2 separate regions of the Homo sapiens genome follow, and region 2 is linked to region 1. A link is a contact called in ENCODE Hi-C or POLR2A ChIA-PET data. All regions are on one chromosome and are shown on one strand. Each heading gives the region's core, a stretch centred on a gene start or an enhancer-like site at or near the end of the contact. The rest is flanking DNA. Distances are from core to core; before and after follow the strand shown.

Region 1 (2,904 bases), core at 74-2,573:
ATAATTTAAAAGCATACTTGGCTATTTATATGGGAAGGAACTGTGTGCCACTGAATAATAATTCTCCTAAACACACTGTGGGTACTGCTTCCAGCCCCTTCCTGTCATTCCACTGCTGCTTTGCAAACCAGCACAGAGGCAGAGCGAGCTTCAGGTTGCAATGAAGTCACAACAGAGTAACAGTCTTTCCACATCAACAATTCTCCTGATTCCCACAGCACGGACAACAGTAACACTCTGTGTGTAGGTATATCCCTGGAATCTCCCAGAGACAGGTGGTAGGGAGGTCTACCCTCCTACAACAAAAAATGTCCTGCTTCTTTATTTAGTATGTGGAATCACAAAACATTATTTTTCTGAAAGAACCTAAAAGCTCATCTAGTCTAACCTATTTATTTTGGTATAAAATTATTTTATTATTCAAATTTATTTATACTGTAGAAAAATTAGAAGTATCAGCAATCAAAGAGAATAAACATAAGGTCATCCTACATTTTACCTCTTAGAAATATTTCACTTAACTTTTTGGAGAAAAATCCCTCCAACTATTTTATATATGTGTGTGCATATGTATGTAACTGATATACATGGTTAGGCTTTGTTCCCCACCCAAATCTCATCTTGAATTGTAATCCCCACATGCAGAGAGAGGGCAGTGAAGTGATGGGATTATGGGGGAGGTTTTCCCCTTGCTGTTCTCGTGATAGTGAGTGAATTCTCACAAGATCTGATGGTTTTATAAATGGTTGTCTATCCTGTGCTCTCACACGCTCTCTGCCACCACGTAAGATGTGCCTGCTTCACCTTCTGCCATGATTGTAAGTTTCCTGAGGCCTCCTCAGCCATGTGGAACTGTGAGTCAATTAGACCCCTTTCTTTATAAATTACCCAGTCATGAGTAGTATCTTTTTTATTTCTATTTTTTATTTTTTTAGAAGGGGTCTCGCTCTGTCACCCAGGCTGGAGTGCAGTGGCATGATCTCAGCTCACTGCAACCTCCACCTCCTAGGTTCCAGCGATTCTCCTGCCTCAGCCTCCTGAGTAGCTGGGACTACAGGGGCATGCCACCACACCTGGCTAAATTTTGTATTTTTAGTAGAGACGGGGTTTCACCATGTTGGCCAGACTGTTCTCAAACTCCTGACCTCAGGTCATCCACCTGCCTTGGCCTCCCAAAGTGCTGGGATTACAGGCATGAGCCACCGTACCCGGCCACAGGTAGTATCCTTATAGCAGTGTGAGAACGGACTAATACACACACACACCCAATCGGAATGTGTTGTAAGAAATGTATCATTAGGCAGTTTTGTCACTGTGTAAACATCAGAGTGTACTTACACAAACCTAGATGATATAATGTACTGTACAGCTCAGCTATATGGTTTAGTCTGTTGCTCCTAGGCTACAAACCTGTACAGCATGTCACTGTACTGAATACTGTAGGCAGTTGAAACATAATGGCAAGGATTTGTGTATGTAAACATTGAATTCAGTAAAAATACAGTATAAATAATTTTAATATGGTACACCTGTAGAGGGCACTTATCATGAATGGAGCTGGTAGGACTGGAAATTGCTCTGGGTGAGTCAGTGAGTGAGTGGTGAGTGTATGTCAAGGCCTAGGACATTATTGTATACTACTCTAGACTTTATAAATGCTTAGGCTAAATAATTTTTTTCTTTCTTGAAAAATAAGTTAATTTTAGGTTACTGTAACTGTTTTACTTTATAAATTTTGAAATTTTAACTTTTTGGTTCTTTTGTGGTAACACTTAGCTTAAAACACAAACTCATTGTGCAGAGCCACAAATATATTTTCTTTCTTTATATGCTTATTCTATAAGCTCTTTTCTACTTTAATTTGTTTTTCTTTTTAAACTTTTTTGTTAGAAAAATAAGCCACCAACACTTATTAGCCTATGCCTACAGAGGGTAAGTATCATCAATGTCACTGTCTCCCATCTCCACATCTTGTTCCACTGGAAGGTCTTTAGAGGCAATAACATGCATGGAGCTGTCATCTCCTGTGATAACAATGCTGTCTTCTGGAATATCTCCTGAAGGACCTGCTTGAGGTTGTTTTACAGTTAACTTTTTTGTATGTAAGTAGAAGGAATGCACTCTAAAAAAACTATATAAATTATAATATAGTAAATACATAAACCAGTAACATAGTCATTTATTATCATTATCAAGTATCATGCACAGACATAATTGTATGTGTGACAGTTTTACAGGACTGCGGCAGAGTATGTTTGTTTCTACCAGCCTCACTACAATAATGACACTGCAACATTGTACTATGACATTACAACAGCCACAGCATCACTGAGTGATAGGAATTTTTCAGTTGTATTAAAATCTTATAGGACCACTATTGTACATTTGGTTGGTCCATTGTTGAGAAAAACATTATTATGCAGGGCATGACTGTATATAAAAATATATATGATAGTTTCTTTTATCAAAAATGGGATCATATTATACTTCTACTTTTTGGCCCACTTAATTACAGATCTGCCACTACTAGCTGTGTGTCAAATTTCTTAATTGCTCCATCTTAATTTCCTCATCTATAACACGGGCATTAACAACAGTCCTTGTGTTGTTTCATATGTTGCTCACTGGCATAACAACAGGGTTGTTATGAGGATTAAATGAGTTGATGCTTGTGAAATGCTTAAAATAGTTTTTTTTTTTTTTATTGTTTTGTTTGTTTGTTTTTTGGAGACGGAGTCTTGCCCTGTCGCCCAGGCTGGAGTGCAGTAATGAGATCTCAGCTCACTGCAACCTCTGCCTCCCAGATTCAAGTGATTCTCCTGTCTCAGCCTCCCAAGTAGCTAATTGTTTTGTATTTTTAGTAGAGAAAAGATTTCACTATGTTGCCCAGGCTGGTCTTGAACT
Region 2 (3,255 bases), core at 671-3,170, 48 kb before region 1:
GTTAAATGTGCCATGATCCTGGCTGTGTATTATGACTACTAAATCTCGTATGAGAATGCAAGGTCCTAATCCCTAAATAGACTCACTATTGACTCAGGAATCTCACAGACCACATGGCAGCTTGGATATGATTGCCCTCACCCACTGTCACAGCTGCAGCCAAACCTGAATTCCCGGAGCATGCTTTCAATGACTGAATATAGTGGCAGCCACTTAAGCAGTCCCAGCTGCCCCTCAGTCATGACACTCACCCTTAGACAGAAGGATCAGCTCTGGGCAGGCAAATGGCACTTTGGTCATCTCTCCTTTCTTTGCCACTTTTTCCCTTGAACAAGCCATCTCCGAAACCCACCTCCCCCTTCAGAATTCTTATGTCATCTTTCATCTCCCTGACCAAAACTTAATGTCTAGAAAGTATCCAGTAATCTTTTTTGGCTGGGCGTGGTGGCTCACTCCTGTAATCCCAGCACTTTGGGAGACCAAGGGAGGCGGATCACAAGGTCAGGAGATCAAGACCATCCTGGCCAACATGGTGAAACCCTGTCTCTACTAAAAATGCAAAAATTAGCTAGGTGTGGTGGCACATGCCTGTAAGCAAGACTCCGTCTCACAAAAAAAAAAAAAAAAAAAAAAAAATCCAGTAATCTTTTTTAAGCTCAGATACAAATAACCAAGATTCTTTGAAGTATTATTTCTCCAGGTATTTGTATTTATTGGGGACCAAACCTTAAAAATGGAATGTATCTATAGAAGTCTAAATTGAAGCATCACTATTAAATTACTGGTAGGTAGCTGGGGGACCAACAGTCTTTGAAACCACATCACCTGAATTAGGCCATCCTATTGGCCAGTGTTGGATTTGAGAAGACAGTGATAATATCTGCTATATTCTGATATAATCTGATAATATTTTGCTTTGCATCAGCTGAACAACCCTGACATTTTTAGAATGCTCAGATCTGCTTTTCTAGTACCAGAGAATGACTATAAGATCAACAGGTAGGGAAAACTTCAGATAGAGAAAAATTGGAAGTTATAAAGAAGATAGAGTGTTTTAATAACAACTGCATCTAACCAGTTTTTAGGAACTTACTCATTTTATAAATGTAATATTCAAGAGAAAACTGAATAATTTTATCAAATCCAGTAATTGTTATTTATGTACATTGAGAATTCACTCATCAATATTTATTGGCAACCTTCAATGTCCCAGGTGACCTGTCATGCTTTCTTCTAATCCTTGTCCTTATCCATGCAGAATTTTAAATAGTTGTAATCATGGCATATAATTTTATTTTTCTTGCACTTACTATATCATAAGCATTTTTATGTGCTGTTATTTAGATATGTGACTTACATTCAATATATTTTCAGAAAAAAATATCTTTTTAAAATTAGTCAAATGAGAGGTGGCTATGAAATGAGAAGCTCCCAGAATTAATGGGAGGCATTATTAATGCCATGAGAGCCCTTTCCATAATTCCAAACTATTTTACCTGGAAAATTTCCAAGGAACATCATCATTTGTGCCCAGTGCAAGAATCAGGCAGCTTTGATTGGATTAGAGAGAAGCTAACAGCCCTCTGAGAATTTATTAGGTATAATTTATTTACATACTAGACATTATTAGTATGTACTCATAAGGCATTTTGCAGAATGCTCTTCATAAAACAGCAACAGCTCTAGTGAAAAACTGTTTTGTTTCCAGTATAGCTTCTAGAGGCTTTAAGTCTTCTCTGTCAAGGTTCCAGTGACTTTTGGAAACCAAATGAGAGTGATGGATTTGCCAGACCAAAGGCTTCCTCTGTATAGTCATGAGCTGCTAAAGGCTGAGCTTCAGTGTTTTTTTTGCCTTCAAATGAAAGCAAGCTGCATAGAGACTAGGACTTGGCAGGGCTGTGAAGTGAGCAGAGGAAGGGCGAGTATGAACAAGCAGGGAATGCTGGACTCCTACTAGGCTGTCTATCTAGCTAAGATGATTATGATTCAAGGAGGAAGTACAAAATGGTATTAAGGCTCTCTTCCTCCACCCTTAAAAATGTGGGTGAAGATAAGCTACATTTTCCCAGAATCTGCTCAAAACAAGACAAAAGCAATGTACTGAGCCAGGTGAGGAAGAAAGGCAGTGCACCCCACAGACAAGACTGCCCTGGTTGTACGGTGCTACAACATGATCTCAGTTGCTGTTAAATAAGTTTCGCAAGAAACTGAAGAATGGAAAGACAAGAGGTATGTGGATTCTGTGAATATGATATAAATAGAAGAAAAGAGTGTATTAATGTGAAAGGGTTTTTTCCTCTTTTTGCTCTTTTTTTAAAAAAAAATTTTTGACAGAGGGAAGTTGTTGCAATAAAAATCCATCAATGATCAATTCTACTCTCTTTGTCATTTTGCCTTGTGCTACATAGAACCCCAAATCAGTCACTACTAAAAACAGACAAACAACATCCACCCACCTTTCTCTTCCCACAGCTTTGACTAATGCCTCTGCCTCTGCCTCTTATAATAGGGGGGATCAGCCCCTGATATGTCATGAGTGGCACCCAGGATACTAACTATAGAACCCTCACTTCCTAGTCCTCTTCTTGGCCTCAACTCCTGCTATACAAGAGCTGGCCTTAGAAAAGCCAGCTTGACAAACTGTTATAAATTAGCAACAATAGTTGTTTATTGAAAGCCTATTATGTGCCTGCCTCAGGTCCACCCAATTCCAAAAGCTCTTCTCTTGCTTTGGAACCACATGTACTATTTTTGGTCAATATCTCTTTGTAGGCTATAGGTATTTTTTTAAGGCAGGGCAGCAGAAAATTGAAAAGGTTCCTTTACCCAAGGACTCCTCAGACATTTCAACTGTCTCATGCTTATGTGTATATACAAGAGGACAGTTGTGAGGAGGATGCCTCAAACTCCTGGGCCACGCTACTTCTCTTTTTCCTTTCCTTCCTTTTATTTCCTTCTCCTCCCTGCTCCTCTCCTCCTCTCCTTTTCCCTTCTCTTCCCTTCCATTTCTCCCCAGGTCCTCACAGTACTGCTCACAAAGATAACATGGCAAATATATTTAAAAGATAAATGTGGTCTATATAAATTTATTACATACCAAAGCTAATAACACTATATGAAATATTCCTAAGGCCTGTATCTTATGATTTTTCAATGAATTAAAACAGATAATTTGGTTGCAAAGTTCTTGTAGAACAAAAAAGTATATTTAAAAAGAAAAATTAAAGTGACCCAATAGTTTTCTTGTGTTACAAA

What was found. A loop is a pair of places that touch in the nucleus more often than their neighbours do. ChIA-PET counts read pairs that join two places held with the same protein, here RNA polymerase II (POLR2A).
Region 2: a loop to region 1 is called in a map of posterior cingulate gyrus, with 8 times the contacts of the local background. The contact joins two enhancer-like sites. A Hi-C loop is called at or near these places in 1 of 168 maps with a recorded cell type or tissue (posterior cingulate gyrus). POLR2A ChIA-PET finds 5 or more read pairs at or near these places in 1 of 52 experiments (MCF 10A).

Annotation. Positions count from the first base shown.
Region 1 is chr4:101,601,015-101,603,918 of GRCh38, reverse strand. No RefSeq gene overlaps it. Among named protein-coding and RNA genes, the nearest start is that of BANK1, 190 kb to the left of the region's middle. Within about 2 kb of position 1,323, at least 2 of the 41 ENCODE cell types and tissues checked have a DNase peak (open chromatin) inside an H3K27ac peak, as active enhancers do.
Region 2 is chr4:101,648,881-101,652,135 of GRCh38, reverse strand. No RefSeq gene overlaps it. Among named protein-coding and RNA genes, the nearest start is that of BANK1, 140 kb to the left of the region's middle. Within about 2 kb of position 1,920, at least 5 of the 41 ENCODE cell types and tissues checked have a DNase peak (open chromatin) inside an H3K27ac peak, as active enhancers do.